Linked DNA regions of Homo sapiens: regions 1 and 3 are each linked to region 2. A link is an interaction called in ENCODE POLR2A ChIA-PET data of the cell type or tissue named here. Cell type or tissue: IMR-90. All regions are shown on one strand. Each heading gives the region's core, and the rest is flanking DNA. Links, peaks and the distances in the headings are about the cores only. Region 1 has its middle 14 kb from the start of TUG1. Region 2 overlaps SMTN (smoothelin). Region 3 holds the start of LOC105372988 (a long non-coding RNA gene).

Evidence for each region. ChIA-PET counts read pairs that join two places held together with the same protein. Peaks named below come from ENCODE experiments on the same cell type or tissue, not always from the same donor. Only the 100,000 strongest peaks of a DNase experiment are listed, where the experiment ranks them.
Region 1: POLR2A ChIA-PET joins it to region 2 with 7 read pairs; 5 of 35 experiments call an interaction of 5 or more read pairs at or near these places.
Region 3: POLR2A ChIA-PET joins it to region 2 with 7 read pairs; 1 of 35 experiments calls an interaction of 5 or more read pairs at or near these places.

The regions. Positions count from the first base shown.
Region 1 is chr22:30,979,828-30,987,444 of GRCh38, reverse strand. No RefSeq gene overlaps it. Among named protein-coding and RNA genes, the nearest start is that of TUG1, 14 kb to the right of the region's middle. In IMR-90, for the core only: no CTCF peak of the experiment used is centred there; no DNase peak of the experiment used is centred there.
Region 2 is chr22:31,098,398-31,106,014 of GRCh38, reverse strand. It overlaps SMTN (smoothelin), which reads right to left. Exons shown (of 21, transcript NM_134269.3): 17 at 7,175-7,348; 18 at 6,836-6,953; 19 at 6,119-6,270; 20 at 4,966-5,130; 21 at 1,391-1,699. The coding sequence ends at 4,986. It overlaps SELENOM (selenoprotein M), which reads left to right. Exons shown (of 5, transcript NM_080430.4): 2 at 50-85; 3 at 323-357; 4 at 729-807; 5 at 887-1,238. The coding sequence ends at 1,045. Among named protein-coding and RNA genes, the nearest start is that of SELENOM, 5.4 kb to the left of the region's middle. RefSeq lists an enhancer at 1,263-2,213. In IMR-90, for the core only: no CTCF peak of the experiment used is centred there; a DNase peak (open chromatin) is centred at 3,334; H3K27ac peaks cover 2,078 bases.
Region 3 is chr22:30,201,000-30,208,616 of GRCh38, reverse strand. LOC105372988 (a long non-coding RNA gene) reads left to right here and starts at 1,423. Exons shown (of 3, transcript NR_188588.1): 1 at 1,423-1,569. It also overlaps a transcript of HORMAD2 not described here. RefSeq lists enhancers at 1,212-1,833, 1,688-2,887. In IMR-90, for the core only: no CTCF peak of the experiment used is centred there; DNase peaks (open chromatin) are centred at 2,786 and 3,726; H3K27ac peaks cover 2,500 bases.

The DNA of each region.
Region 1 (7,617 bases), core at 3,011-5,510, 120 kb after region 2:
CTGGTCCTTTACACCAACAATAATAAAAGGTATTTTTCTGCTTAGGTGTAATTCCAAACAATTAGAATATCCCAGAAGCCCTCACAGTTTTATCCCAGGTTGCCATCCCAAACCAGTAGGTCTCCATGTCTTAAAGTAGCCGAAATAAGACCCAGTCATTAGGTCAGGGAAATGGGCTGAAGCTAGATCAACAATTACATCAAGAGTGGAACACTGAGAATCTTAAGGACTCCTGGGCTCATCTTTGCCATTCTCCTGAGTCAACAGAAGTGGAACAGAAACAGCAGAATTAGGCCGGATGCAGTGGCTCACTCCTGTAATCCCAGCACTTTGGGAAGCCGAGGCAGGCAAATCACCTGAGGTCAGGAGTTCAAGACCAGCCTCATTCTCAGATGAGCAACCTCCTTGTGGTGGCAAGAGGGCTGCCAATAATGCCAGTCTTGCAACCTTACAGTTCTAAATTCAATAGATTAAAAAGGAAATTCCCCCACCTCCATTAGCTCTATTTGTGTAAAACTGGCTTGGCTTAGATAATAAACTCACTCCATATCCAACTACCCTGACCAAGGCGCTGCAGTGCTCTGGTCGGTCCGAGTTACATGCTCAGTCCTGGAGCCAGGGGTAGTGAACAGACAGAAAGTGAAGGAGGGTTGGAAACTCAGAGCGCAACTAATATTCTCTTATCAAAAGAAGTGAAGATAGATACTGAGTAGACAAAAGCAATGGATGTCCATAACAGTGAGACTCTGAGAGCATAAAGGAGGGCCACTGAACTAATAAAGAGACCAATTTATTAATTTATGATTTTTTTCTTGAGACGGATCTCACTCTTGTTCCCCAGGTTGGAGTGCAATGGTGCGCTCTCAGCTCTCAGCTCACTGCAACCTCCGCCTCCTGAGTGGCTGGGATTACAGGCACCCACCACGCCTGGCTTAATTTTTGTATTTTTAGTAGAGACGGATTTTACCATGTTGGCCAGGCTGGTCTAGATGTCCTGACCTAAAGTGATCTGCCCGCCTCGGCCTTCCAAAGTGCTGGGATTACAGGCGTGAGCCACTGTGCACAGCCCTATTAATTTATGATTAAAGATATGTGGCTGGTTCATGACCCAACCAGTCATCTACTCTTAGTGAGTCCAGCTAGGGGCAGGTTGATTCAGTAGTATAAAATCAGAACGGATGGAATCAGATGTTCCTAAGAAATATTTCCAGCAAAATATTTATGGGCAGACTACGTTCAGTTGTGAGGCAGAGAAAAACCTCATATACTAATGATGTCAAGAAGACAGAAATTAGTTTTGTAAACGAGGTCCAGAGATAAGCAGTTCAGGCCTGGTAAGGTGGCTTCACATTCATCAGGAATCTAGGCTCCTTCTAACTTGTTGCTCCATCGTCACTGGCACAGAGTGCCTTCTCCTTTATGGTCCAACAGTGACAAATTCCAGTCATGGAATTCTAGTCAGCGGGGTGAAGCCTACATTCTAGTCAGGAGGGTGAAGGAAGGAGATGGGCTCACTCCTTTTTAAGGATAAGTCCTATAAGTTACTCAGGTCCCACTGGCTAAAATTTAGTTAGTGGGTTACACCTGCCAGGGAAACTGAAAAATGTGTTTACTCTGGGAAGAACAAATACAGGGAGACAACACATCTTTGTTAGAAGTGGCACCCTAGTGGACAACCCTTTCTCTGTCGTAGGGAGTGGCCTATTCAAAGGCTGAGGGCCAGTCACCTGGAACCCATGCATCTACAAAAGGCAACCCTGGATATAAAAGAGTTAACCAACTGTTACTCTTTGTTGCCCTCTTTTTTGATCCCTTAGCATATGCTAACTTGAAAAAGTCTAGGTACAATTTAATTGCTTTAAAAATTATATTTATGGCTCACACCTGTAATCCTAGCACTTTGGGAGGCCGAGGAGGGTGGATCATTTGAAGTATGCAGTTCGAGACCAGCCTGGCCAACATGGTGAAATCCTGTCTCTACTAAAAAAAAAAGAAAAAAAAAAAAATCAGCTGGGCGTGGTGGCATGTGCCTGTAATCCCAGCTACCTAGGACACTGAGGCAGGAGAATTGCTTGAACTCGGGAGGTGGAGGTTGCAGTGAGCCAAGATTGCGCCACTGCACTCCAGCCTGGGCGACAGAGCGAGACTCCATCTCAAAAAAAAAAAAAATAAAAATAAATAAAAATTTAATTATTTCCCTTAGAAATAAACTGTCTCTTAAAAAAAAAAAAAAGGATGTGCTCCCACAACCAGTGAAACAATGCCAGTATGTATAAAGCACCAAGTTTCTCCAAACCCCTCAATTTGGTGTATCCTTCCACTTTTCTTTCATGTTCATTTAGATACATTTGTAGGGCTTCCAGCCCTGCACCCCATACAATGGGCTATTATGATATACATTACTCTGTAATTTTTGTTTGTTTTGCTTAATGCATCATGGACATGCCACAGGCTAAGAAATAGAGGTCTTCTTTCTAACAGTTGCATAACACTCCACAGTATAGCTGTCCTATAACTGATTCAACCACTCCACTTTGATCGATTGCTTTTTAAATTTTTTTGCTAGCACAGGTTACGTTGCAGTAAATTTCTCATACTGATGTCCTTTTATCTTGGTGCTTTTAGTTCTTTGAGAGTCTTTAAAGTAGGAATGCTGGGTCCAAAAGTGTATATTTAAAAATTTGCATCAGTATTGCCAGATCATCATCTAAAAAAATTGGAACAATCTACATGCCCACCAACAATGTATAAAAGTTTTGTTACCCTAATTCTTGCCAGCACTATATGTTACTGCTCTTTTAAATTCTGCCATCTGATAGGTGGCAAATGGTACTTCATTGCTCTGTTGTACATCACATCTCACTGACCTCATTATCTTTCATATGCTTACGGAAATGTTGAAGAGCATCATGGTTCAAAGTACAGACTAACAGACAACCTGTGTTTGAGTCATAGCTCTATCACCTATTGTGTGACATGGGCAAGTTATTTTATCCTTCTGAGCCTGTTTCCGTAGCTGTAAAACAGGAATAATATTGCCTATCTCATAAACTGTGACAATTAAATAACACTTGTAAAGTGCCTGAAACAATGCCAAGTATGAAACAAACACCAAATAAATGGCTAGTGATTATTACTTTACTTATAAATTTGTAGGAACTCTCTGTATTAGCAACATTAGTCCTGGATCTGTCATTTATGTTGGAAATATCTCTCCAATCTATCACATCTTTTACAGAACCAAGATTTGTTTCATGTAGTCTTATATGTCTGTAATTTCCTTTATGGCTTGTAGGTTTTCTGCTTTGTTTATGAAAATCTCCCATGTCATAAGATCACAAAAATAGTCTCCTAAATATTCTTCTAGTGTTTCATTTTAAGATTTAAATCTGTAGTCCTTTTGGTATTTATCTTTGTAAATGTTGTGAGGTAGGGATTTGGTTGCTCTCTAGGCACCTTACTGTAGCTCTCTGTATCAGTTACAAATACTAGATTTTTAAAAATTTCATGGAAAGAAATATGGAAGAAAATAAATTACAGTATTCATAGCAATAGGCTTTTGGGTTGTTCTGAATAATCATTTCAATTTTGTCTTTCTTTTAATGAATTCTTGCATCTCCACTGCTTTAAAAAATGTGGAACCCAGCCAGGCACTGTGGCTCACACCTGTAATCCCAGCACTTTGGGAGGCCGAGGGGGATGGATCACGAGGTCAGGAGATTGAGACCATTCTGGTCAACATGGTGAAACCCCGTTTCTACTAAGATACAAAAAATTAGCTGGGCATGGTGGTACGCAGTTGTAGTCCCAGCTACTCGGGAGGCTGAGGCAGGAGAATTGCTTGAACCTGGGAGGCAAAGATTGCAGTGAGCCGAGGTAGTGCCATTGCACTCCTGTCTGGCAACAGAGCAAGACTTCAGTTCAAAAAAAAAAAAAAAAAAAAGTGGAAACTTTTTTTTCAAATGAAATAATAATAATACAGGAAATTCCAATATACAAAATTGAGTTGTTCCTGTTTGAAGTGGCAAAAGATGAAGCTTGAGGAATAAGATAATGAGAAGCTGAAGAGCCTTGTAAACCAGGAGAGTTTAGATTTTATTCTGAAATGCCGGGGGAACTATTAAAAGGTTAAGTAGGCTGGGCATAGTGGCTCACACCTGTAATCCTAGTGGTTTGGGAGGCCAAAGTGGGAGGATTGCTTGAAGCCAGGAGTTCAAGACCAGCCTGGGCAACATAGCGAGATAGTGTATCTACAAAATAAATAAATAAATAAATGGCCAGCCAGGCATGGTGGTACGTGCCTGCAGTCCCAGCTACTCATGAGGCTGAGGCAGGAGGGATGCTTGAGGCCAAGAGTTTGAGGCTGCAGTAAACTATGATTGACACTGCATTCCAGCCTGGGCAACAGGGATACCCTATCTCTTGGGGGGCTACTCTAGCTGTCCTGTAGAGAAGACTGCAGTGGGACAATAATAGAGGCAGTGAAACCACTAGAAAGGCATTATAGTACTTACAGCAACAGATATATGTTCCCTTGGACAAAGTGATAGAAGTGGAGATAGTTTTAAGGTATATATTTACATGCTAACACCAAGATCATTTAATGACTAACAGGGACTCTGGGAGAGAGGGAAGCTTCGAGAATAACTCTCATGTTCTGGTTTGAGAAACAGAGTAGAGGGTGGTGCCATTTACCAACAAAGGGAACACTGGAGAGCAGATTTTAAGGAAAAAATGAAGAGGTCAGCGTTTATTATGTTGGGTGAGAGTATCTTTGTGTTAATCAAGCAGTGGATATCAAGGTACAGGTGGGCATTCAGATCTGGAGCTCAAGACACATATCAAGGCCAAAGGTAGGAATCTGGAAATTATCAATATACAGTTAGAAACCAAGGCCATGGAAATGGATGAGATTTTTCAGAGTCTACAGGGCAAGAAGACTTAAAGATTAAGTCAGGAATCTGGGCAGGTGAAGACCTCTCACATTCCTCTCAGAAACTCATATACCTCTTACACATTATCCTCTGGGCTCACATGGCATGGGAAATGGGTAGTTTCCCAAAGGAAAGGTGAAGTGCTATTCTCAGAGGGGAAAAAGATAACACTGGGTAGGCAAACGTACACTATGTGGACATGCATTCTTCAACATGAACAATCTTAATACCTTCACTCAACATAATCCCCCCTAAAGGGAGATCTTCCTCTTAAAGGGAGATAACCTAAAATAATTTCTAGTTATAAGCCTAAGATTTCTGGGTGATGCTCATTCTTCTCTAGTTCTTAACCCCATCTTGATAATCTGCAACTTACGGATTTCCTGATATATTTAACCATCACCAACACACTCATACACATCAGTGAGGGGACACTACCACTAGAATGGCTCAGCTCCAATGGAGGAGAAATCTGATTGGATTAACTTGCATCATGCTCAAACTTCAGCCAGGAAATGTTAGGGCAGAATACTGTAATGAATAAAGAGGAGAGGGGGAAATAAAATAAGGCAACCTAAAAGATATGGGGTAGAGGCTACAGATCTTACTTCTCCAACAGGTTATGGGGCTATAACTGCTATTTATCTCTTCCTCTTTGACTATACTTTTTTGTTTAATTCAGTCAGGGATTTTTGACTAATAGGGTAACCCAAACCTTCATTCCTGAGATATTTCGAGGATTGGGATTCTCTAAATCTTCTGAATCTTCCCAGGTATCAGCACTCTATACAGTCTCTTTTCTGATTAATACCTTAACTCTCACAAAAGAGACGTTAGTAATGCTACAAATTCAACCAGCATTGTAATTTTGCAATTTGAATAATTAATCTCCAAGTACTAGTGTGGATTTAAGCACCGAGATTCATTTATCCTGGCCACAAAAAGGGCCTGTATTTTATTCTATGCCCACAGGTCAGTTTCTGGGTTTGAGCTGATGCCCTTCACTTTAAGACAGCTACCGGGGCCAGGGGCGGTAGCTCATGCCTGTAATCCCGGCACTTTGGGAGGCTGAGGTGGGCGGATCACTTGAGGTCAGGAGTTCAAAACCACCCTGGCCAACATCTCTACTAAAAATACAAAAATGAGTTCAGCATGATCGCGTGTGCCTGTAATCCCAGCTACTTGGGAGGCTGAGGCAGGAGAACCACTTGAACCCAGGAGGCAGAGGTTGCAGTGAGCTGAGATCGCACCATTGCACTCCAGCCTGGGCGTTGCAGCGAGACTCTGTCTCAAAGTATATATATATATATAAATAAAATTAAAAAAAATAAAATAGCTAATGCAATCAAAGTAACCATTCTAACTCAGTGGTCCTGGCCTGCTTTATCCACTTTATTTTTTTGAGACAGAATCTCACTCTGTCACCTAGGCTGGAGTGCAGTGGCACAATCTCAGCTCACTGCAAACACTGCTTCCCAGGTTCAAGAGATTCTCCTGCCTCAGCCTCCCAAGTAGCTGGGATTACAGGTACCCAACACCATGCTCAGCTAATTTTTTCTTTCTTTTTTTTTGAGATGGAGTCTTGCTCTGTTGCCCAGGCTAGAGTGCAACAGTGCGATCTTGGCTCACCACAACCTCTGCCTCCTGGGTTCAAGTCATTCTCCAGCCTCAGCCTCCCGAGTAGCTGGGATTACATGATTAACCATCATGCCTGGCTAATTTTTGTATTTTTGTAGAGACGGGGTTTCATCATGTGGCCAGGCTGGTCTTGAATTCCTTGACCTAAGGTGCTCCACCCACCTTGGTCTCCCAAAGTGCTGGGATTACAGGTGTGAGCCACTGTGCCCAGTCTATCCACTTTAAATTGTCCTATTGTCAACAATTACCTGGCCCTCCAAATTCTACTCTCAACAGGCACGATTCCAAATGACAAGAAATGATATCATTACTGTTTTGTCACCCTTAACTCGTAGATTTATCCTCCCAGGGACACAGAACAAGAGCTGGTGCCATTATCTGTCTCAGTACAATAATCAATTCCAGATCCTCCATATGTTCCTGTGGGTTAAAGGCCTACCATTTAACTCTCCGGCCTCCATTTCTGTAATTAGTCAGTCATTTGGTCACCAGCAATAGAAACCCATTTTGGCTGACAAAAAGGAAACTTATTTTAAGGAGGCTATGTGGTAGTTTATACAATCAAAGGAAAACTTGGACAACCAGGCTTGGAGAATAGGAGCCAGCATACTTTGGAGATCTCCTTTCATAAACTTTTAAATGGTTTCTTTAGAACACTACGATCAGAATGACTCAACTCTGATCACTTTGTGGTCACCTTTCTTAAGAATCAAAGTCCTTGTGGGACAGAACGAGCTTGCATTGCTCAAACCTCAGCCAGGGGGCATGAGGCCGGAGTACTGTCATCTACATTTCCACTACCACCACACAGAATGGGAAGGAGCAGCTTTCTAAAGGATAAGTGGGGATGTATGATTAAAGTAAAGGGGAAGTGATTTTTGGCAAGCCAAAGCAATGGATGTCCACTATACCTATATTTACATGATGGGGAGAAGAACCTACAATAAAGGAGTAGTCTGCAAGTTGAAAAGAAAATTAAAAGTATTATAGCACTTAAGGGAAGTGTTTCAAGAAGCTGGTGGGAGTTACCTGTGCTGCTGAAAGT
Region 2 (7,617 bases), core at 2,242-4,741:
GGAATAAACGTGAAGGACTCCTGACCTATCCCATTTTATCCCCCTCCAGACCTGCGGGGGATGACAGCTGAACCGCCTAAAGGAGGTGAGTTTGAAGGAAGAGGTCCCTAGCTCTGTTCCCCCTGAGCCTCTTGGGGAGTGGGCAACATGGTCCCAATGACTGGGGCGGGGAGGGGGGAAGGATCCCTAGGCTGAGAGTCTAGCCTAGGCTGAGAGTCTAGCCTGCACCTGACTTGCTTTATGACCTCACTGGGCTTCAGTGTCTCGTCTGTACCTCGAGTAGACTGAGGTCATGGTCTCTGATGCTCTGGTTCCTCCCCAGGTGAAGGCTTTCGTCACGCAGGACATTCCATTCTAGTATCCTTCTGTTCTGGGGGAGGGGAAATGGGATGGGCACCTGGGAGAATCTCCACGTAACTTCAGAAAGGGGTGGCAGATGGTTTTCAACTGACAAGTTGAATTGATTGGTAGTGGCTCCCAGAGGATTCTGAGGTGGTCTCCATGTTGGGTGGGCAAGAGAGATTGACTAGTGATGACTGCCACAGAATGGAGAGGAGGGCCCTTTACTTCTTTGAACCCTAATTTTCTCACGTATAAGCGGAGACCCTGGCCCCTCCCGGGCACAGAGTAAGCTCTGAGCAAAGGAGGCAATGCTGTTCCCATCAGTAAGGCTGCGGAAACCACCACCTCCCTCTGCCCACCACCCCGCTCCTTAACACCACCTCCAGTCACAACCTGGTGATGAAACACCTCCCTGGGGCCGACCCTGAGCTCGTGCTGCTGGGCCGCCGCTACGAGGAACTAGAGGTGAGGCCGTGGGAGGTGGGCTGGGGGCGAGGCCAGAGGCGAGGCCCAGCCTGCTGACCCCGCCCCTCCTCCGCCTCAGCGCATCCCACTCAGTGAAATGACCCGCGAAGAGATCAATGCGCTAGTGCAGGAGCTCGGCTTCTACCGCAAGGCGGCGCCCGACGCGCAGGTGCCCCCCGAGTACGTGTGGGCGCCCGCGAAGCCCCCAGAGGAAACTTCGGACCACGCTGACCTGTAGGTCCGGGGGCGCGGCGGAGCTGGGACCTACCTGCCTGAGTCCTGGAGACAGAATGAAGCGCTCAGCATCCCGGGAATACTTCTCTTGCTGAGAGCCGATGCCCGTCCCCGGGCCAGCAGGGATGGGGTTGGGGAGGTTCTCCCAACCCCACTTTCTTCCTTCCCCAGCTCCACTAAATTCCCTCCTGCCTTAACTGAGGCTCGACTCCTTCGTTGCTGCGGGCGGGTGGGGTGGGAGGTCGGAAGAAGAACCTCTGAGGATCCCTGCTGGAGTTGGAGACCTTGCGGAGCTGCCTTCGGTTCAAACCCCCTCCCCACCCCCAGGAGACGCAGAGAGGAGTCAGGATCGTTGAAAACCAATAATTTATCAAAACGCTGCGTGTGTATGTGGGGGGGAGGGTGTCGCAACAGACAGGGCAGCGGTGGGCGGACGCACAGGCAGGAGACGGTGCCCGGAGAGTGGGGGCGGCAGCTTGCCACTGGCTGGCCATGCGGGCGGGCAGGCTAGACATTCTTGCCGCGCAGGCGCAGTTCGTGGCGTCGCAGGTGGTTGTAGAGCGACTGCACATAGGTGAAGACACACTTGGGGTCAGGCTTCTTGCCCATGATCATCATGTCGTCCACCTCCACCAGGGGCACACAGTCCACCAGCATCCTGCAGGGAGGGGGCACGGGGTTGGATGTCAGCGCCAGACCCGCCTCTCGTGGCGCCCCTCTACCCCAAGGTCTTTTTTATTGCCGCATTGCCTGCTGGTCTTTCATAAACTCCAGACAGGGAAAAGCCTTCCAGGAAGGCAGGAAGCCCCTGGCTTCATCTACCCAAGCCTGGAGGCATCTCTCGGGGCGGGGGAGCAGAGCTAGGCAGGTGGAGGCGGAGATGGCAGAAGAGAGCCCCATCCCAGTCAGGCAGGTCCTGGGTCTGCTTCCTCCAACCCTGGGGAGGTGCTGGCTCCAAACCCTGCCCATGTTCTCCCTGGAGACCACCTTCTGCTCACCCTCACTGGCACACTCCAGTTGGTAGAAGCCTCTCAGCTCGGCCTTTGCACCCAGATGGGCTTCATCACTGGCCAATCTTTATCTATGGATAGGTCTCACTCTAGTGGCCCTGTGGTCCACCGATGATTGTCTGCTAGCTGCCTGATCTGGTACTTCCTGTTGAGAGGCCCAGGGACCCCTATTCTTTGACAGGGGGTGGGGATAACCCTGCTGCTGGAGATGGAGGCCAGGGAACGTGTGGGCAGCAGAGGGGTTCTCTAACCCTTATCACCTGCCTTGGGTAGAGCAGAGGAGGCAGATGAGGATCCCAGCCAATACCAATGGACCATCTATGCCATGCTCGGGGGGACCACCCTTCTGGCCATCCTTCAGAATGCTAGCTGCCCTTCACAGATAAGGAAACTGAGTCACAGAGCAGAGGAGCCATTTGTTTCAAGCCCCATGGCTTAGTAAGTGCAGGCTAGGCCGCATGGGACCCAGGCCCCCAGTTCTGGGTGTTGGCAAAGCCTTTTCCCCACTCTGGAGTGAGTGGGTTGTGCCTATTAAGCAACTGACAGCTCCCAGAGCTCTGAAGCTGGAGTCTGCTCTCTGGCTCCTTTTCCCCTGTCCCTCAACCCCCAGAGCAAGACCTCTTCTGCCTTGATCCCTCCTATCTGCCATACCTGGGACATAGCAAGCATTCAATGTTGCTGAATGAGTTTCCTATGGCAGGGAAGGCATAATGGCAACAATTGCTCCTTATTCTCAAGACACCTGAGAACCCAAGACCACCTCCCATCTCGTGCCCTTATGGACAAACTCAGAACTGTGGTAGGGCTGGGCCTACCCCCAGCTCACCTGGACTCCTTCAGAGAAGAAACCTGGGAGGCAGAACACCGAACACCTCTGTTTTAGTCCAGACTGTATCCCTAACCAGTTGTGGGTGCTAGATAAGGCCCTTTTCTATGACTGTTTCCCCCTCTTTAGAACAGGACAGTTATTCTCTATCTCATTTGAGACCTTACAAGAATTTAGGATGAGTGAGAGGGTTCTGGGTCTGCTGCTGATGTGCCACGTGCCCCTAGGGTCATCCCTATCCCAGACTGGGCTTGTTTCCCGAGCTGTACCATGATGCAAAGGCAGCCTCTCTCTGAAGCTTCTTCCAGCTGTGGCTATCGTCCTGGGGATCCCGACCGCCCTCTCCAACCTGGTGCTCCCTCCCGCCCCACTCCCTTCCCTGGAGACCTTATAAAGCCATTGTTTACACTGGGGCTCAGGGCTCAGGGCTCAGGCTGCCCCAGTGACAGGCCAAACACCAGGCAACTTGAGCAACAGCACGGCTGAGTCACACTTTCCAACTGGATCAGGGCTGGGCTGGGCCCCTCTCCCTCCAAGCTGGCTTGCTGGGCAGCAGCTCCTAAGTCCATATATGATCTGGAGATAGCACCAAGCCCATCCGCCACTCATCTGTGCTCCTTCTCTGAGTGTGTGTGTGCACATGTGGACTGCCCCCCACAATGGCTCCAGGCCCTGAGGGGCATCTGAGTGTGCCCCTACCTGTCACTGACTCACATTCCTTCAGCCAATCCCCTTGCTCCTTCTGGGCCTCTATTTTCAATCCTCTCTACAAAATGGGCGGGAACACAGTGATGGGGCAAGGAAAACAGCCACTAAGTGGGGAGTTTGGAGTCTCAGTTTCTGGCCCCAGCTCTGACCTAACCATCTTCCCTCTCCCTCCCACCCCCAGGACAGTCTTAGCCCACGTCTCTCTCTGAGCTCCTTGTCTGTAATGGGGTAGTTAGTTTAGGATCTGAATTCTTTACTTTGGTACTGAGGTGAGGTGACCAGAGAGGAAATGCCACAGCTGGCTTAGGATCCAGAGTCCCCAGCCAGAAACATCTTCCTGTTGAACTGGTCCTGCTCCTGAGCTCCCCACTTTGGAGTATGGCACCACCAACTCCCCAGTGCCCACACAGGAGCCTGGCAGACTTCTTGACCTTCCCTCTCCCTCTCCAAACCAGATCTATTGGGAAGCCTGTCTCTCTAGCTCTTAAGCTATTCCAGTCATCTAGTCCATCCCATCTCTCATCCAAGCCTCATCCGAGGAAGGTCCTAGAATGCTATATCCATCCCTTCTCTGTTTGGAAACCCTTTATAACTCCTGTTGTCCTCAGGAGGAAGGTCAAACTTTTTTTTTTTTTTTTTTTTTTTTGAGATGGAGTCTCGCTCTGTCACCCAGGCTGGAGTGCAGTGGCATGATTTCAGCTCATTGCAACCTTCGCCTCCTGGGTTCAAGTGATTCTCCTACCTCAGCCTCCTGAGTCGCTAGGATTACAGGTGTGCGCCACACGCCTGGCTAATTTTTGTATTTTTAGTAGAGATGGGGTTTCACCATGTTGGTCAGGCTGGTCTCGAACTCATGACCTCGTGATCTGCCCACCTTGGCCTCCCAAAGTGCTGGGATTACAGGCATGAGCCACCGTGCTCGGCCAGAAGGTCAAACTTCTAACTGTGGCCCCCTCCTCCCTCATATCCAGACTCAAGTTTCTTCCCTTCCTGATGTGCTGTGCTCTCCAGCTCTCTTGCCCTGCTAAGCCTAGGCTGATTCCTCTGCCTGGAACTCCCTCTCCCTCCTTTAGCCTGAACTTGTTCAGATCCCAGCTTAGTTTGCACTTTTTTCAGATGGGGGGCCCAGACCTGCAGCCTGGGTCAGGCATCTCCCCTGGGCTTCCCCCATCACAGTGCTGCCCACCTGGGTCATCACTGCCCATTTAGAATGGTCTCACCTGCTGGGCCCTGAACTGCCAGAAGACAGGGCTATGTCTGGCTCCTCTGGCTTGACTAAATGCCCCCCTTACTTCCCCCACCCGCCTCCCTGGACCCTCTCTGGCCTTGCTGAGCAGATTCTGGTGAAACGGGGCAGGTGGTAGAGGCGGCGTTTCTCACCGTGGGGCCCCGAGCAGGGGTTAGGACTTTTTGGTTTTTACCAGCCCCTTCTGGACCAGACAGCGGTAGAATTCCTGGATGTACGTGTACACGCACTTCCAGTCAGGCTCTCGAAGCCGCACCATGTCCTCTGTATCCAGGAGCTGCGGGCAGTCCGCATGGGTCCTGGGGAGGGTAGGGGGCCGGGAAGGGGTGGGGGACGGGGGCAGGAGGCCAGGGCCCCGGGTGGGGAAGAGAGGGAAGAGGCAGAGAAGAGAGAGGGGAGGAAACAGAGACACACACACATACACACACACACACAGAGACATGAGTTCAATTACGATTCCAGTGCTGCAGTCTGCCAGCCCCCCGCATGCCTCCTCCCCACTGTGGACGTGCCGCTCACTACCCATCACTAATGGTGTGCAATGCAGACAAGGGTGGGGGCCAAACCAGTCACAGGTGCAGAGAACTCTAGGGGCAAGCGGGAACGCGGGGTGGGGGCGATGGCGTTGGCACCAAGGTTGGAGAGGAGGGCTGTGCCCCGGGGAGAGGGGGTGAGGGAGGCGTGAGAGGAGGTGGGGGGAGGAGGAAGAGGAGAAGGAGGAGGAGGAAGAAATTTGAGGGAAACCAGAAAGAGAAGGGGAAAGAAGGGAAGACAGATGGAGAAGGGTGCTGAGGGTGAGGTGAGCAGACGGGGCAACGATTCCAAAGTGGAGGGCTTGCTGAGGTCCTATATAAGCCTCTGGCAGCACTATATAGGCTGGGCGGGCACGGTGCCCGGGCCAGGAGCCTCCTTTTGGAATCTCCAGCCGGGATCCCGTGGGAGCAGGAAGCTCTGGTGATAGTGGGAGGAGAGCAGGACAGAGAAAGGGAGAGAGAGGGAGAAGGGGGCAGAGGGAGGATGGAGGGGATATGGACAGGGCCACCTGGTGGGCTTTGGCCCGGGCTGGTAGGCCGGCCTGCGGCTCCTTCGTTCCGGCGGGCACCTGGCACGCTCAGCAGCGGGGGGGTGGGGATGGAGAAGGACGGGGACTCTCTGGGGAAGGGGGTCTCAGCCGCTGACTGACAATGTGGCTGGCCCGCTCCAGGGGTTCTCAGGGCAACTGGGCCTGGTCCCGATGTCCAGCCCCAGATGTGCAGCAACATTAGCAGGGCCAGGGCCCACACTTACTCCGCAGATGAGAAGGCCACCTCGAAGTTCTGGCGTCGGTTCTGAGGGCTAAGCTGCCCATAGTCGAAGGCCTCAGGGAAGAAGTTGTGCACCAGGGCACAGAAGGCCATCCCATCACTCCAGCTGGAGGAGAAGTTCTGGATGTCGACGTGCTATAAGCCGTAGGAGGACTGGTCAGGAACCTGGGGGCAACTCCCCCCTGCTGTCTACCCCTCAGCATTCTGTTATTCCAGACCTAGGGCACTGGGCACAAAGAGGCCCCGTAGCTTGCACAATGAGTGAATAGTTGGAACATGAGCCTCCTCCAAGTCAGCCTGTCAACTCCCATATTTGCAATTTCAAGGGACAGAGCTACTGAGAGGCCCAGCGCCACCCAGCTAAGGCTATGGTCATGCCTCATCACTCCTTCCCTCATTTAGAGAAATTGACTCAGGGCCTCCTACAGAGCAACAAGGAGGGGACTCCAAGAGTGGGATCCGGCCTTGAACCCTGCCCACCACCCAAGAGGCCCTGTTACTTCATCACTGATTCTGGAATCTAGGGCTTGCCTTGTGTCCTCTTTGAGCCTCAGTTTCCTCACCCCAAGAGCCTTTCCATGTTCCCTGTGAGGCCACACAGTGGCAGGAAGTGTACTGGGTAATAGGAGCTCTGCTAAGAAGGAGGTGTTGAGCTGGGGTCTGGGGAGGCCTCCAGGCCCCCTGGCCTCCCGGGGCTCACCTCGTAGCCGCGAGTCTTGGCTCGACACCAGTCCAGCAGCATCTGCTTGATGCTGTTGGCGTTGGGGACCCCGAAGCTGGTGGATCGCTGCACGGCTGCGCGGGGTCCGCCAGGGCTGCTGTAGGGGCGGTGTCAGGACCAGGTCACACGACTATAAGGGGCATGCCTCGGTGGGCCCACCCAGTGGATCCCAGGCCCCGCCTTCCATGACCTTCGGGCCTTTGCACCACAGATCTAGCCGCGCGGTCTTCCCGCCTCTGCCGGGCCAACTATCAAGCCCCGCCCCCCACTGCCTATCACGCCCCGCCCCCCACTGCCCAGCCCACTTCTGCAGCTCACCCGGCCGCGCCCTCCTTCTCCAGCTTCTCAATCATGGCCTTGCGCGCCTGGGAGGCTGAGGTCTTGGGCAGACTCTGCGCCTTCATCAGCTCTTTCTTCTTCTCGGCCTGCCGTTTCTCGAGCGCCGCCAGGCTGCCGGCCCGTGGGCTGGCCTGGTCCTCGCGGTCGAAGATGCTAGGGGTTGGGGAGGCGCATGTTAGGCAGGGAGAGCAGGGCTGCTCCCCAGCCTGGACCACCACTCGCGAGGAGGAGGGGGGGTCTTGTAGCACACTAGTATCTCCACTGCCACAAACGCCTGCCAGGGAGGGAGGCGTCCTCATCACACGCATTTTAGAGGAGTACACTGAGTCTCAAATGACAGCAAGGTTTTCAACAGGTTTCCGCCTCCCCCTCCCCCACCCACGAGTAGTTCTCTGAGAAGCCTCATTGTACCCTCAAGTTAC
Region 3 (7,617 bases), core at 1,822-4,321, 900 kb after region 2:
TTAAACGCGATTTCTTTGCTCATTCTCCAGACCTTCCACAGTCAGCCAGAGTCTGGGGATGCTCATTTGCTAAAGAACTATTTATTTTGCATCTCCCCAGTGCCTGGCACCAAAATAAAAGATTCTGGGGCCCTTGTGTCAGAGGGAATTCTCACGCAGCCTTGGTGCATGAGATAACTATGCTTCCCATAGGAAGGGAGAGAGATGAGAAGGTGACCTTATATCCACAGGGCAGAGCCCTAAGTGGGCAAGGAAGTTTCTGGATGGCGGGGTGGGCAGCACAGACTCTGGAAAGGTGGGAGGAAAAAGGAACCCGGATGGGGAGATTACAGGAACTGAGGCAGTGAGGCAGAAAAATATGGTGTGTTCAGTGGGCAGTGAGGTGACACATTTAGGCAGCACGCAGCTCTCGGAGTTTGATTTCATTTTAAAGGAACCCCATTCCCCTAATTTCCATCATAGACCTAGTTTGTTTCCTCCCCCACACTGCTCATCTGTAATCACACACTCACTTTTCTTTTTTGAGACAGAGTCTCGCTCTGTCGTCCAGGCTGGAGTGCAATGGCGCAATCTCGGCTCACTGCAACCTCCGCCTCTCGAGTTCAAGCGATTCTCCTGTCTCAGCCTCCTGAGTAGCTGGGATTACAGGTGCCCACCATCATGGCTGGCTAATTTTTGTATTTTTAGTAGAGACGGGGTTTCACCATATTGGCCAGGCTGGTCTCGAACTCCTGACCTTGTGATCCATCCGCCTTGGCCTCCCAAAGTGCTGGGATTACAGGCGTGAGCGCACTCACTTTTTAATTATCTGAACCTCTCTCCAGAAAGGAAACTCCCTGGGGAAGGACTATCATCATCTTCTTCACTACTGTCTACTCAGTGCCCAGACACAGCCCCGCACAGAGAAGACACCAGAAAAGATTGTCGGCCTGCACAAAGGCATCTGAGTAGGAGAGAGACAGAATCAAAGCAGTGTTTCAGGGCCTGGTGCAGTGGCTCACGCCTGTAATCCCAGTGCTTTGGGAGGCTGAGGCGGGAGGATCGCTTGAGCCCAGGAGTTGGAAGCTGCAGTGAGCTGTGAGCGTGCCACTGCACTCCAGCCTGGGTGACAGAGCAAGACCCTGTCTCTAAAAGAAAAAAAAAACGAAAAACAAAAAAGCTGTGTTTCAGGATGGCATTTGGGTAAAGAGGTCAAACACTCTTTCTTTTAAGAGCCTGGGACATTTCTTTTTCTTCTTCTTGCTTCCTAATCAGTGGTTTCTTGCCCTTCATAGGAGCCCAGGGCACGGAGTGTCTGGGCCTGGAATGCGGACATGTGTGGGAGGGATGCGAAACTGTGCTGGCAGCCCCAAGAAAAGAATCAGTCTTTGTCCTCATCTTCACATGCACCTGTCGTCCCAAACCCTTGACAAACATTGTGTCATTCACCTTCCAAACCTCTCTGCGGATTCAGCCTGGGCGGGCGGGAGCACAGTGAGCCACATTCTCTGCATTCCCGCCTCCTGACAGCTCCTGGTACCACAGCCGCTGAGCTGGGATGTCCAAACATTCCAACTGACTCATCCGTGGGTGAGCAAGGCCGACACGAGGGGACGGGTGGAGGCTGCTGGGGCTCTGTCTCTGCCGAAGTCCCTAATTCAGAGAAGAAAGTGGGGCGGGTGGGGGAATTGCCGGGATATGGGCCATTTCCCTTGAATGATGCTCGGGTGTCACTTGAGGTGCCAGGAAGTGGTGGCAGTTGCAGCACAGTGGCCCTGGTGGAAGCCTGGGCTCAGACCTCACATACCTAGATTTGAGTTCTGGCTCCATGGTCAGAATTTTGTAACTTCATCAAAACTCTCTGAGATTGGCCGGGCAGAGTGGCTCATGCCTGTAATCCCAGCACTGCAGGAGGATCACTTGAGCCCAGGAGTTTGAGACCAGCCTGGGCAACATAGTGAGACTTCATTTTTCCAAAAAGGAAAAATATTAGCTGGGGATGGTGGCATGCATTTGTAGTTCCAGTTCCTGGTAGGCTGAGGCGAGAGGATTGCTTGAGCCCAGGAGTTTGAGGCTACAGTGAGCTATGGTCGCACCACTGCACCCTAACCTGGAAAACAAAGCCAGACCCTATCTCTGAAAACAAAACAAAACAAACAAACAAAACAAAAAATAAAACAGGCCAGGCGCGGTGGCTCATGCCTGTAATCCCAGCACTTTGGGAGGCTGAGGCAGGTGGATCACGAGGTCAGGAGTTGGAGACCAGCCTGGCCAACATGGTGAAACCCCATCTCTAATACAAAATTAGCTGGGTGTGGTGGCAGGTGCCTGTAGTCCCAGCTACTCAGGAGGCTGAGGCAAGGGAATCTCTTGAACCCAGGAGGCAGAGGTTGCAGTGAGCTGAGATCGTGCCATTGCACTCCAGCCTGGGTGACAGAGCAAGACTCCATCTCAAAAAACAAAACAAAACAAAAAACTCTCTGGGTCTCGGTGTCCTCATCTGTAAATGGAGGCGGGGGGTGAGAATAATGGCTCCTGTGCAGTGTAGTGGTCAGAATGAAGCAAGAAAATGTGAATACTGAGCACGCGAGAGTTGCTTAGCAATGACTTGTGTTAGGTTGTCACCCTTCTGATGCAATGACCTGAGACTCACTTCCGGGTGGGCAGGCGAGTGTGTCATCATCCCTTGCTTCGTCCCACAGGACAAAGGCTGCAAAAGTATCTGGTGGGAATGTCCCTGCCCTGCTTTGGGATTTCGGGTAGGATTTCTCCATCAGGCTGGAGTGGGGCAGCGCTGAGCCTCCCGTGCACATTCAGTGACCTCATTCAGGGGATGAGACCAAACAGAACGGGCAGCGGCTTTTCCGGTCCTCACGCCACCCTCCAGATGGCTTATAACCAGATCCCTGCCAAATTCCTCTCCTCCCTCCCCCAAGACTCATCTGATGCCAAAGCGTTTCTCAAAAGGGGGAAATACAGTACTTTCGTCAGTACCTCATCACCTCACCGCTGGGTCACAAATGACCCCGGCTCAGCCCTGCCTTCCAGCTGTCTTCCCAAGGGGATGTCTCTGAAGATTTTTCCCCAGCTCTGTGCTGGGGCTGTTGGGGAGCTGGACGTCCGGGAATGAGAGGAGGATATGGGACACAACGTGACCTTGGGCCAGTCACCGGCCTTCTCTGGTTCTCACTTTCCCCGTCTGCGAAACGAGGTAGCTGGCTGAGGTCATCCAGGCAGCAGTTTCCGGTCCCAGGGTGTTCTGGCTCCCTGACTGCAGGGAGAGCTGGGAAGATGAGTACTTGTCCCTGCTCAGCAGGAGAGCGCTGTGGTTAGGAAGCCAGTGGCTCTGGGTTCAAATTCTCACCCGGTGCCCTTGCTGGCTCCGTGACCTTAGGTAACACACACACACCCTCTCTGACCAGTTATTCTATCTGTAAAGTGGGTGCAATCATTGCCACCTCTGGAGTTGTTTTAAGGATTAAGAGGATCCACATGCAGAACTCAGCGCAGTGTCTGACACTCGCAATATTATAATTAAATATTATAATTTCATTTCGCTCAACTGCCCGCCTCACAGAGAGAAACTGAGGCCCAGCAGCGGTTGCTGGGAAGAGGATTCAGACCACATTTCCATGTTTGAGCCGCCACCCCGGGCCGGCTCCAGGAGGAAGCTGCAATAACTCAGGGGAAAAGTCCCACGGCGTCTGCTCCAGCTCCCTCAGGCGGCTCTCAGAGCTCGTGCCAAGAGATGGCTTGGCAGCTGCTCTCCCTCCATGCCCATTAGCTTAGTTCCAGATGTTCTAGGCAGCAGCCTGGGGAGCTCTTTCAGGTTCTGTTTCTTTGGATCTACTTTCTTGTAGTTTCCCTTTCCTCTGCTTTTCCCCAACTGGCCCTGGCAGCTTTATAAATGAAAAACAACGTCTTTCCCATCACCTTCGAAATCACCCAACCACAGTTCCCTTCTCATTAGACCCCTGGAAATGCCTTGGCTAGACAGACTTCATGTAGGGACGGCCAGGACAGCCGGGACACCTTATCAAATGTGCTTCTGACCAGCAACCACATGAAAGGCCTAGAGTTTCACATTTGGATTTCATTAGTTCCCACCCCAGTGTGCCTGGGGCCCTGGAGAATGGTGGCCAGGGAGTTCTGGTGGCCCAGGGCAGCCGCCTGAAAGAGCTCTTTCCTGATCACCTACTATGTGTGGCCACTTCACCTCTGTCATCTTAGCCTTCTCAACTCCATGAAATAAGTGTTAACCACCCTTTTTGGATGAAAAACTAAGACTCAGGCTGTGAAACTTATTCATGGTCACCAAGCTACTGTGAGGACCACACTGATCCAACTCCAGGGTGCTGGCTCTTGGGTGATGGATGGATGGCAGGAACACTCCTCTGGGGCCCGTGGGTGACCTGGGGCTATGGGCCTTTGCTACCATCTGTCTGTCAAGCTGGGTGCCAGGCTGCGAGCTCCAAATGGAAACCAGACCCAGTCACTGGCCCCTCCTTGTCATGGAGGAGACAGTCAAATTAACTCTGGGAGAAGCATCAGCTCAAAAGGGCTTTGTGTATGAGAGGATGAGTGTTCACCCAAGTATAGGGCATGGGGGGTATGTAGGTGTGAGGATGTATGTGAGGATGCACATGTGTGTGTGCATGTGTGTGAAGGCACTATGACAATGTGTGCACACATATGCATGTGTGAAAATGCATGTATGTGTGTGCTTGTGTATGAGGGTAAACGTGTACATTAACCTATACGCATGGACATGTGTGAAGATGTAAGGTGCAGGTTCGTGTGTATACAGAGTGCACGTTTGTGTGTGAATGTGTGTATAAGGATGCATGCACGTGCACTTATAGCCATGCGTGAGGGAGAACATGTGTGTTTTGCGTGAGAATGTGTGCGCAGACAGGTGCATTTGAGAATGTGTGAGAAGGTGGATTGTGTGCATACTCACATATAGGAGTGTGTTTATGTATGTGGGTATGTGTGCACATGCACGTATACATGTGTGAGGATGCATGTGCCGGAAGGGTGAATGTATGTGTGCTGTTGTATGTGTACACATGTACCCATGTGTGCTTGGGTGAGGCTATGTGCACTTGTGCAGAGAAGCAGGGGAAGGATGGACAGTGGGGGCAGGAACCCCATGATCTCTTCCAGATGTTTTTCGAGACCTCCTTGGTGTTGAGTGCCAGGCATTTCCAAGCACCAATGACAGATTTTTTTTTTTTTTTTTTGAGACAGAGTCTTGCTCTGTTGTCCAGGCTGGAGTGCAATGGTACAATCTTGGCTCACTGCAACCTCTGCCTCCTGGGTTCAAGCGATTCTCATGCCTCAGCCTCCTGAGTAGCTGGGACTACAGGCATGCGCCGCCACTCCCAGCTAATTTTTGTATATTTTGTAGATACAGGGTTTCGCCATATAGGCCAGGCTGGTCACAAACTCCTGACCTCAAATGATCCACCCGCCTCGGCCTCCCAAAGTGCTGGGATTACAGGCGTAAGGCTGACAGATCTTTTAAATAGTGTATTTGTCTCCTCATATGGTCAAAAGGCAGCAAACAAGCATACAGGGGGTTCCTTTTTCTGAAAGACTGAACCTCCTCTCACCTGGAAGGTTGATCTTGGCCGTGTGCACCTCTGTAGGCCCAGCCTCCTAGGCCAGACCGTGCCCTGGGCCCAAGCTCCTTCTCCACCTCAGGGAGTGGCTCTCCCCTATCTCAGGGCAGATTAACTTCCTTGGCATCGGCTTTGTTTTGGCTCATTAAGGAGGAACAGCCGCTGAGAGTGGAGGCCTCTCCCTTCTACTCCTGGGTCTGGTTCGGCTGAAAACACTTGATTTAGAGCTTCTCGCTTTGCTTTCCTGGCTGCATGTCCCAGGCAGAAGGGGAAACACCTAGGGCCTGGGCTATTTTGTCTGCTGAGATTTGGGAGAGGAACTTGTTTTCCCAGCGAGGTGGCTCTGGCCCGAGCAGTTACTGTTTTGTTTGTTGAGCTTCGTTACTCAGGCTGGGTGGGGTAAGGCTGAGAAGGCTGTAATGGGAAGCAGGAGAGTGGAATCTGAGACTTGTGCAGATAAAACTTCTCCACTGAGGGTTGGACATGAGTGATGGTGTGAAGGAGCTGACTTTTTTTGCATGTGGCCTGCCAGGGAAAGCCCTTGTGTTCATTTCAATCTTTTTTTTTTTTTAAATCCATTCCTCCGATGTAAGCTGATAAATTAAAAAAAAAAATCCATTCCACTCAACTCCCACTCCTCACCCCAAACCCCCACTTTCATTTACATATTGCCTCTCAAAGGCCATAAAGACCATGATGCCTTAGCTAAGAAACAATTTGACCGACGTGCCAACCCAGCCTGCCTGGACCCTGTCAGGGCCTGCTAGACTGCAAGCTTCCTGAGGGCAAGGCCTGTATCTTTCATATGCCTGTTATTGCCCTAACATCTGGCCTGGTGCCTGCTGCCTGGAGCATAACAGGCCTCGTACATATTTGTTAGATGAGTGAAGGATGAGGTAAGTTACAACTGCTTTAAGTTCACTGCCCTTAGTAAATGGCCTTAATCCAAAGATCCTTTGGATCTTGAGCCAAAATTATATTGAGCCAAAATCTACTTCCCTCCAATACAGATTATGTGTACCATGAAAGCCCCATATGCATGTGAAGATGGACATTATACTCTTCCAAAAGCCTGGATCCAAGCTGAACATAGTTCCCGTAGCATTTCTCATATCACGCAGATGCAAGATCCTTCACCGTGTGGCCACCTTTATCAGGACAAATGCTTTTTTTCAATGTACATCTTGAAATATGGTTCATGAGCTGGACCACAACTTCTAGATGTAGCCTCGTCAGAGACAAACACACTAGATGTTGCGGGATTGTGTCCCCCGAAAAGGTATGTTAAAGTCTTAACTTGCCGGGCACGGTGGCTCACGCCTGTAATCCCAGCATTTTGGGAGGCCGAGGCGGGCGGATCATGAGGTCAGGAGATCGAGACCATCCTGGCTAACACAGTGAAACCCCGTCTCTACTAAAAATACAAAAATTAGCCGGGCGAGGGGGTGGGCGCCTGTAGTCCCAGCTACTCGGGAGGCTGAGGCAGGAGAATGGCGTGAACCCCGCGGGGCGGAGCCTGCAGTGAGCTGAGATCGCGCCACTGCACTCCAGCCTGGGCAACAGCGAGAATCCGTCTTGGAAAAAAAAAAAAAAAAAAAAAAGTCTTAACTCTGGGTACCTGTGAATATAACCTTATTTGGAAATCCGGTCTTTGTAGATGTAATCAAGTCAAGATGAGGTTATACTGGAGGAGAGTAGGCCCTAAGTGCAATGGCTGATAGCTGTGTAAGGAGAGAGAGATTTGGAGATACACAGACACATGGAGAAGAAACCTTTGTGAAGACAGAGGTAGAGACTGGAGTGATGGGCCTGCGTGCCAAGAATCACCAAGGATTGTCAGCAACCACTGGAAGCTAGGAGAGGCATCGAACAGATTCTCCCTCAGAGCCTCTAGAAGGAGCCAACCCAGCTGACACCTTGATTTCAGATTTCCAGCCTTCAGAACTGTAAAAGAATACATTTCTGGCCGGGCGTGGTGGCTCACGCCTATAATCCCAGCACTTTGGGAGGCCGA